2 separate regions of the Homo sapiens genome follow, and region 1 is linked to region 2. Evidence: chromatin loops called from intact Hi-C (ENCODE). Cell type or tissue: mammary epithelial cell. All regions are shown on one strand. Region 1 has its middle 25 kb from the start of LINC00381. Region 2 has its middle 2.5 kb from the start of KLF12.

What was found. Hi-C counts contacts between places; a loop is a spot of excess contacts. Peaks named below come from ENCODE experiments on the same cell type or tissue, not always from the same donor. Only the 100,000 strongest peaks of a DNase experiment are listed, where the experiment ranks them.
Region 1: a loop joins it to region 2, with 8 times the contacts of the local background. A loop is called at or near these places in 5 of 110 quality-filtered maps.

Annotation. Positions count from the first base shown.
Region 1 is chr13:74,442,015-74,447,014 of GRCh38, forward strand. No RefSeq gene overlaps it. Among named protein-coding and RNA genes, the nearest start is that of LINC00381, 25 kb to the left of the region's middle. In mammary epithelial cell, no CTCF peak of the experiment used is centred here; DNase peaks (open chromatin) are centred at 947, 1,807, 2,337 and 3,267; H3K27ac peaks cover 2,771 bases.
Region 2 is chr13:74,134,413-74,139,412 of GRCh38, forward strand. It overlaps a transcript of KLF12 not described here. Among named protein-coding and RNA genes, the nearest start is that of KLF12, 2.5 kb to the left of the region's middle. RefSeq lists a silencer at 1-1,488. In mammary epithelial cell, a CTCF peak has its summit at 2,039; DNase peaks (open chromatin) are centred at 29, 1,079, 1,429 and 2,049; H3K4me3 peaks cover 2,298 bases; H3K27ac peaks cover 2,228 bases.

The DNA of each region.
Region 1 (5,000 bases), 310 kb after region 2:
TTGTTGTTTGACATGGGACCATTTGTTTACTTTTGTATTTGTGGCCTGAGTGTAATATCAAAAGAAAAATTATTGCCAAGGCCAATGTTCAGAAGCTATTTCTCTATGTTCTCTTCTAGGAGTTATATAGTTTCTGGTCTACCATGCAGGTCTTTAATCCATTTTGAATTGATTTTTGAGTATGGTGTAAGGGTCCAATCTCATTGTTTGTATGTAGAAATCTAGTTTTCCCAGAACCATTTGTTGAAGAAACTCTCCTTTCTATGTTGTGTCCTTTTGGTGACCTTGTTAAAAATCCATTGACTGTATATGCTTGGATTTATTTCTTGGCTTTCTATCTTCTATGCATCTGTTTTCATGCCAGCATCATACTGTTTTGCTTATTATAGCTTTATAATATAATTTTAAATGAAGTGTGATGCCTCCTACTTTGTTTTTCTTAGATTGCTTCATTTAAATCAGTGCTATGTAAAATTGTTCTGCTATGAAATAACACACATAATTTGTTTGTTCATCAGTTTATTCACTCATTCAACAAATATACATAAATTTTTCTCCAATCCATCCTTCCTTCTTTCCTTCCTTCCTTCCTTCCTTCCATCTTTCCTTCCTTTCCCAATTCTAGTTGTTCTCATCAAACCCTTGCTCCTCTAATTAGGATATTTTAGTGGGCTTAATATATAATAGTTATTTCCTATCCCTTCAGGTTTAGAACCAATGGAGAGAGAATCACAGAAGTTGGGCAAATGAGCATCAAATTACCCACTTTATAAAGTTCTCTGAAGAATATAACTTGCAATATGCTCATGCTTTACTCCAGAATTCAATTTACTTACCCAGTCATAGTCTGAACTAGAAAACCATCAGTTTTTCCAGCAGAAAACGTAAGGCACAGAGGAATAGAGTAAGTGTGCTTCTGGGGATCAAGCTCATGTCCAAACAGGAATGAGCTTGTAGAACAAGCTTATCCAACCCTCGGCTTGTGGGCCGCATGTGGCTCAGGTTTTGAATGCAGCCCAACTCAAATTTGTAAACTTTCTTAAAACATTATGGGATATTTTTCGATTTTTTTTTTTTTTTTTGCTCAAGAGCTATTACTAATGTTAGTGTATTTTATGTGTGGCCTAAGACGATTCTTCTTCCAGTGTGCCCCAAGGAAGCCAAAAGATTGGACACCCCTGGAAACTCATCAGTCAGAGGAGATGTGAGTGAGAGGCCTCAAGTGACCCTTTCTGGAAATTCTTCCATATGAAAACATGGGAGGAGGGAGGTGAGTGTTCTATCCTGATGCCTATGAGTTATGAAGAAAGAGAAGGATTTTAACAATCTCTTTAACAAATCTTCTCATTTAATGGAATAGGAAAAGAGGGGGAATAAATTGCTCAAACTCTCACAATGAGATAGGGGTAAAACCAGGACTAGATGCCAATTTTTATGGATGTCAGCCCAACGATATTCCATAAAGTATTTGGCAATCTGGCAAAACTCAATCTGCATTTTAAAAATATAGCCAAAATTTGGGATTAGCAAAAATGTGGTGTTTTTTTTTTTGGTCAGGACACTGTTTTTTAAAATTAACAATGATTATTTTTCATACTCATGGTTTACATTTAAAGTGTTTACATTTAAAGGGTGAATAATTTTTTTGTCCTGTTTTGCAGAGAAGAAATCTATTTTATAAGGAACTTCCATTTGTATTATTTCAGATTACAATGCATTAGGATTAATATAGTTGAAACTTGGCCTGAGAAGAAAGAGGGGAGGCTAAATGCCAAGAGCTAAATTCCACAGCTATGACCATTTTCGTGAGCTGATTCACTCCTGTTTGTACTTTGGAGGAAGAAGCTTGGAATACAGAGAAGCATGCAGGCAGCAACCCAGGTTAACTGCTTTGAAGAACTCACAGTATAGTGAAGAAATTGGCTAAAATACCCTATAATTTTTATGTAATGATTTTGCATTACACTAGGAAGAGAAAGGCAGTTTTGCAAAATTTCTTTGTTAGGAGAGGAGGAGGGTGTGGTGCAGTAAAAAGAAGGACAGAGGCAATGCTTATTGTTTATGGTTGCTTGTCATTTCATAGGTTTCCTATGTAGGAACCACATGTGCAAAAATGGCAAAAGAAAGAGAGGAGCAAGAGATCCGCTTATGATAATCCAACAAAACGATAACTGGAACAGAAAAGAAAACGACGGCCAATCAAACCCCTGAGTGACTCCACATTGTCTTTAATTCTCCTCTAATCAAAGAGCAGCACACAGTTGTGAGAGGTGGTCCGAGCCGGGGAGATTATGCAGAGAGTGACTCCATTCAGAGAAATTTTGGCATGATTCCTAACCTCTTAGCCTGAGGGAGAATTTCTTAAATTTTATTTGTGGTTCTCACCTGAGAGAATTGATGCCTTCAAGAGAGCACCAGACAGAGGCTAAACAGACATGCAATAAAATTATCCTCCTTGGATGGGTCAGGAGCTGGCTGATAACTTACTCTAAGCCTACATCAATCAGGGAGCAGCAGGGGCATCCACAGTCAAGGAGAGCTGAAGGTGGCAGGGCGTACAGCCGCAGATCATCTTAAATAAAGATATAGAAGGCAGACTCTCATAAAAGAAACCATAAATGAAACAATGAATAACGACTTCTGTTTATCATTCTCTATTGTTTGCAACTTTCACAATAAGCGTGTATTGTTTTCTTAAATAAATAGCAAACAATAAACTCATATTGATATGGCATCAATTTTCACTGAATACCCTAAGAGGAAGCCATGTTTTTCCTGCGTTTTGTAAAGCTTACAGGTGGATTTCTTTTTTCTTTTCTTAAAAAGAGTACATTCGGACTGATCAGTGAGTTCATGCATCTGGGTAAATGGATAAGCAAATATTAAATTTGACATCACTGTTTTCATTATTACTCATTTCAGAAATTCAGGTTTATAAAATGCATTCTAGCTGAGTTTTAAAAAGATCAGACTATCTTGTGGTCATTGAAATTTATGGAACTCTGTCTAATACCCTCAACTGGATTAGATTTTAGCTCTACAAACAGCCTTATTTCTTAAGAGCTAGGACCTGAAATTAAATTATAAATTGATACTATCAATAGCAGAAATGTTATCTTGAGCCTGGAAGGCCAGAAGGCTGATTGAATCTCATTCATCACAGATGCACTTTGCTAGTGATGGCTGTGTTTGGGCACAAGGGTGTGTTTATGTGTTATAACCAGTGGGTTGGTTAGCTGAGCTGGTTAGCACACAGTGCAAATGGGTGCAGCAGGAAATGCTCTATGGCTCCTTAAGCCAGTTTCCTTTGCTTTGCTTAGTGATGATTAATGGTGATCCAGATCCTACATGGTGGTTTCATTTCCCACTGATGAGCCCAATAATAGAACCAACTTTACGCATGAAAAACTTAAAGCTATTTTTTAATAGATTCAAGGAGGTACAAAATCTAATAAAAGTCAAATAGATCAATGCTTCAATGTGCTTATAGGCCTTTTTTAAGTTCCCACAGAGAACTTTCCATGTTCACTGTCTCATTTTTACAAAACTCTATGCCTTGTTCCATTTGAATCACAAATAGTGACATCCTTGAACTAGACCTAAAATGACTGTCAACTAAAACCCAACCATTTACAGAATAGTCCATGGCCCTAATGAGGGAGCCTACCGTGAGAGCTGGGCTCAAAAATTAAGTAGCAAATCTGATAAGATCTTCTCTTTTAGGGGATTTTAAGTATAAAATACACGGAGAGGGACACAATCACATGGGTGATGCACAAGAGAAGGTAGCAAGAAGAAGGAATAATCCAGTAGAAATTATGAGGTAGCAGATGTTACGAACAAGGAAGAATTGTGTGGCAGATTGCAGAGTAGAGAATATTTCATCAGGAGCAGCCAGAACAACAGCAGGAAGGTGCAACGGAGAGTAGCTGGATAACCATGCTGAGTAATGCATAAAGGAAGTCTTTACGGCCATGTTATAAAGTGAATGGCATTTCTCTTCTCCACTATGCCCAACTTTGTTAATGTGGAAGGATGCTGAAACTTATTCTATACTCTTGGAAGCCTGGCTATGCAGCTGTTTCCAATCTCTTTTACTTCTTTGTGCACCCCTTATAATAAAACTCTATCAGTTGAGGTTTTCTGAGGGCAAATTTGTGCTTGCTACCTGAAGGGTCTTAATATGCAAACATTACTGTATTTGCAGGAAAGAAAGTATTTTATTGCCCTAGAAGTTAGTTTTTTATTTTTATAGATTTAGGGTTACAAATGTTGTTGTGTTACATGGTGTATTGCATAGTGCTGAAATCTGAACTTTTAGTGTACCCACCACCTGAATAGTGTGCATTGTATCCATAAGAAGTCTTTCAACACTTACCCCTGTACCCCTGCAACTCTACTATATTTTGGAGTCTCCAATGTCTCTCTCTCTATCTCTCTCTTTTTTTGGAGACAGATTCTTGCTCTGTTGCCCACGCTGGAGTGCAGCAGTGTGATCTTGGCTCACTGCAACCTCTGCCTCCCAGGTTCAAATGATTCTCCTGCCTCAGTCTCCCAAGTAGCTGGGACTACAGGCATGCACCACCACGCCAGGCTAATTTTGTATTTTTAGTAGAGACAGGATTTTACCATGTTGGCCAGGTTGGTCTCAAATTCCTGACCTCAGGTGATGTGCCTGCCTTGGCCTCCCCAAGTGCTGGGATTACAGGTGTGAGCCACTGTGCCTGGCCCCTCCAATGTCTTTTATTCCACTCTGTATGTCTATGTGTACACATTGTTTAGCTCCCACTTATAAGTGGGAGCATGTGCCTTTTGACTTTCTCTTTCTGGGTCACTTCACTTAGGAAAATGGCTGGAATTAATTAACCTAAGTGGATAATTGGAATATTACATAACTGATAATATTTGATCGTGGCTCTATAGGTGGTATTTAGGAGAAATTTAATAAAGAAATAAGTACACATTCAAATAGTGCTGGGACAATCAATGTGTAGAAGTGC
Region 2 (5,000 bases):
AAATCCCCTGTGGGAAACTAACCCCTCCCCGCTCGCAGAGGTAGAAGGCAACACCCACTGCCCGGCCCTCGCCTCCCCGCCCGGACCGCCGGGCTGGGTCCGCGGCGCCTCCACCCCGCCCCACCCCGCCCCACCCCTGCCCCCGCCCTCCGGCCCCGGGCCTCGGCAGCGCTTCCCTTTCACCTGCACCACTTTGCTGCGGCACCCCAAATAACCCACACATGGCCCTGGGAGCTCGGGGAGTCGTCGGCCGAGGGGGCCCGCGGGGGCTTGCGGCGGGAGGGACCCCTGGAGAGCAACTCGCTGGGCAAGGACTCGCGCCGAGCCGCGAGAAAGTCTCCTCTTTTGTGTCAGAGCGCGCCAGACAGGCTTAGGAGAATTCGGGGACCCAAAAAGCGTGCAGCCCGCTTGGGCCCCCACCCCTCGCCGCACCCGCCCGGGTGGGGGCGCGCAGTGGAGGGAGGGGGCTGTCGCCCGGGTCGTCCCCGCGGCTCGCCCGCCAGCGAACTTGGAAAGGTGTGGGCGGAGCCGGCCGGGACTGTGGGGCAGCTCGCGGGGACCGCCCCTGGGCGCCGGGCATCGCCCGCGCCGGGCAACAATGGGGTCAGGCAGGGGCAGCCCCGCGGGCGGTGCCCCCCGCGCGCCGGTGGGGCGGGCGGAGGGCCGGGCGCGGCAGGCAGGGGAGTCATTGTTTGGGTTCCGGAGCGACGCACGTTGCGGGCGAAGCGGGGGCGCCCCTTTTCCCTGCGCTTCACCTTGGCGGGATGAATGGGGGCGAGGCGGAGATGCGCGCCTGGCCTCGCCACCCCAGCGAAGGGGCCCCTGCCTGCGCCAGTTCTGTGGGAAAGCACGCAAACTTGGAGGACTGGGGCAGAGGAAGCGGGATCTGCAGACCCCCGCGGGGCCCGGGGGCGGCGGGGAAGGGAGTCCAGCTCCACTGCCCCACGCCCAGAGCGGAGCCCCAAGAAGCGGACGGCCCGGAGCCGAGTCCTTGACGCTCTCCCCGGCAGCCCCTCCCTCCCCGCCTCCGCGCCCCGGGGAGCGGATCCGCGGGATTGTGGGGCGGGAGAGGGAGGAGGCGGCCGGGCGGCCCTGCAGTTCCCGCGGCGGCTCGGAGGGCGCGGGGTCAGCGCCGAGCCGGAGGGTCGGCGGGGGCGGGGAGCAGACGGGGCGGAAGCGGCCGGGCGGGCGGGGCGCGCGGCGGACGGAGGCGGGAGGCTGTGGGCCCGCCTCCTCACCATCCTAGGTGAGCGCGGCGCTCCGGGCACGACAGTATTCCCCTGCCCCGCGCCCCCGGCCCGGCCCGCCCCGCGTGGGAAATCGCCAGGGCTGTGGGAAGGCCGGGAAGGGGAAGTTTGTGTGCAGAGAGAAAGCTTTGCTGTACTGTGGCGTGGAGTGGGGTGGGAAGAGAAACAAGGGAGAGGCCGAGAAACAGGAAATGAGAACGAAGGCACGAATGTGAGCCAGGGCCAGCTGGGCTCCCCATCGGTGTGGCGGTTTCCAGCCACTTCAGGCGCGGTGTGCGTTCCTAATGACAACAAAGGCGGCGTCTGCCTGGTGCGTTCTCTGCCTCTTGCCACTCCTAGGTTCTGGGGAAAATGGGATGGGTGGTCCAACCTAGAGGAGGGGTCCCACAGCCTAAGATGCGTCTTAGGAAGGCAGCAGGATTCAGAGGAGGGGTCTGTCCTGGTCTTGAGGTTTCGAAGAGGAAGAAATGTCTGAAATTTGTGGAGCACTGCTCGAGTGAAGTAGCCTCAGCGGCGGGAGCGGGAAGGCGCGGGCGCAGCGAGGGCGTCGGGAACCCAGTGGGACTCGGGGGTGAGGGGTTGGTGGTTGCTGCGGTGCGGTCTCTGTTCCGGGGAATGCAGCCGCAACTCCCACTCCCTGATCCGATCCTGGGCCTAGGGTAAACAGCCCCTTACACTCCACTACACCCGGATGGAAACGACGTGAAAACACAAGTTTGAAAAGCAGCAGAATATCAACAACTGCGCAGGATTTCAACGAGAAACTTGCCTCTACTAGAATCACTGTGAAGTTTCCCTCTAGGTGGGGCAGGGAGTGAAGGAAGGGAGTTTCACTGTAAGGGTGGAAGGATGCTGTAAGAAATTATGTCATCGTGGCAGTTCTTGTACTAACAGCTCTTTCTCGAGTGAGCTGAGTGGCGGATAGACCATAAATATATTCTATAGCGAGTGCTTCTGCACGTGGAAAAGCAAACTGCACTGCCTTCCTATGGCATAAGCCACGGGCTTGTTAGGAGAGTGATGAAAGATAGAAAACAAACTACAAGAATCCATTCCAGAGGGATAAGGAAACTAGGGGTAGGTCAAGGTTAGTATCTAGAGTCTGGATACCCTGTGTGGTTAAAAAAAAAAAAAAGTACATCAAGCATTGGGGGGAAAAGATGCAGATTTTAAAAATTGTTGACAGATATGGAGTAGAAATCTTAAGGCAACTTCCTAGCTATGAAAAGGAAAAGGAGAAAAGAGAAAAACAGGTTTAGAAGAGAGAATCACTTCATTGTGTGGACTTGGGGTGCGTGTAAAAGAGCAAAAACATTTGAAATAATACAAAGCATGGATGATAACGGAGATCACTAGAGGAGTGTGTGTGTGTACACACGCATGCGTTTCCAAACTAGTTCATGTAATTCTATCTCCATATAGAATTTAGATTTAAAGAAAAGTAAGGTGTGGACGGAAGGGAAGAAGATAGGGAAAAGTACACTACCTTGGCAAAGGTGCGGATTTTTAATGTTTAGACCTTTTTCCTCTCTACCTCTGTGTTTGCAGAGATGTGAAAAGTCAGAAAATGTAAAGATGGCAAATTTATTTCATCCTTAATTCAAGAGGACCATGTAAAAGAATGTGTAGCGAGAAAGTACGGTCATAGAATTTGGGGGTTGAAAGTATCTGTCGAATCCAATACTATGTGGCTTCAATCCTGTTTAAAACCAAGATGATTTTGATAAAGAATGATAACCCATTTCCCTAACTATATATAAAAACTTCATTTACTTAGTCTTAGATAACCAAAAGAAGGATGAATTATGAACAAAGAAGATAAAGTTGGGTATTCTTAATTTCTTACACATAACGCATGCATTGAGTTTCTTTTACCTAACACATTGTCCAGAAAAGAAAACCACACCCAAACACCCTCAAAGCAGATAAAATATCTAATTCAAACAACAGGAAAATTTACAATTAGAAATAATGTTAATGTAAAAGTAAGTGTTACCTGCCCACAAACTTTTTGCCAGCTCTTCTTATACTCAACCAGTGGTGATACTGTCTTTGTAAAATTAGTGGTTAGAAAAATCTTTTTTTATTTTTTATTTTATTTATTTATTTATTTATTTTGAGACGAAGTTTCGCTCTTGTTGCCCAGGCTGGAGTGCAACGGCGCGATTTCGGCTCACTGCAACCTCCGCCTCCCGCGTTCAAGCGATTCTCCTGCCTCAGACTCACAAGTAGCTAGGATTACGGGCATGCGCCACCACGCCTGGCTAATTTTTGTATTTTTAGTAGAGATGGGGTTTCTCCATGTTGGTCAGGCTGGTCTTGAACTCCCGACCTCAGGTGACCGCCTGGGCCTCCCAAAGTGCCGGGATTACAGGCGGGAGCCACCGCGCCCGGCCAGAAAAATCTTTTACAGTATTAAGAGCATTACTTATACCTCACCCAGATTTATCTAAGGTAAAAACTCTGTTCAATATCTGTGTACATTTAGAGATTGTAAGGCTTTGGATTAGTGAAACCATAGATGATTTAGCACTAATACGATTTCAAGGAATAGGGTAGGAATGAAGTCCCTTTTAGAGGTAAAAGCTATGTTGAAAGATTAGAATTAACTAGAAAGGAAAATAAAGCTGATTTCCAGAACTCTGAACAAATTTTAAAATACAATCTTGATTTTTTTCCTAAGGCCGAAAGTGAACATGTACTGTTAGGTTTTCAAGCCTCTATTTTTCATATGTCATATCTTGGCAATAATGTGCAGCAAAGGGGAATTTTCCTGTTCAAGTATGAGAAAGTGAGAAAGACATGTAAAAGCCTTCCTATAACTGCAAACAGCTGGTGATATTATGTGATTACTTGGTAAACAACATGTTTTGATTTGGGGGATGAGCTGTCTGCAAATTAGGGGGAAAATGCCATTTCGTAACTTTGTTTTATTGCAATCAATACAGTTTTCGGTCCTTCTAGTTTAAATATCTTCATCACATCTTCAGATGTGTCTTCTTTTCCACCTTCCTCCAGTCACTTTCATGCAGGCCTTTTCCAGACTCACCTCCACTATCATGTCTGCTTCCCAGCTCTGAGCTCTGCATCTAGCCCCCTTTCCCTCACATGCACTAATTATAACATATCTGTCTTTACAAAGCCAAGTTGGCACAAATTAGTTACAACAAAATACTGTGACACATAAAGGCCCCACTTCCATATTCATACCTCATACTTTCCCCTCCAGCCTGGGCACACACCTTGCGATGATCTTCCTCTGTCTTCTCTGGAATCCTCTAAAAACGATTCCTGCATACCCCACATACATGTATACATATCCATCCTCTCACCAAAAAGTTATCTTTCCCTTCTTGGAGCTTCTTGTGGTATAATGGAAAGAGTGCTTCAGCTGCTGACTAGCTGGGCTTTCATCTTCTTTCTGATTCTCTATTTTTCCACCTACTTAAATAACATTTTCCCCACATTGAAAGATTAAGATTTATTAGATGCTTACCTGCGCCAATGGGAGATATACTGGCCCAAGTAAGCATCCAATAAATGTTGATTCCCTCATTTATTCTTCAGGTTCTCACACCTTTCTACTTCCATGAAGTATTGTTGGCTCACCTATTACATGTAACCCCTCTCAGAACAAGAGCTGTACTTTAATCACCTATTTAGCCTTTCTTTTACCCTCACACTGTTTTGCACATAGTAGGTGATTAATGAATGCTTCTTGAATCAATGAAACAACTATAATATATAAACATA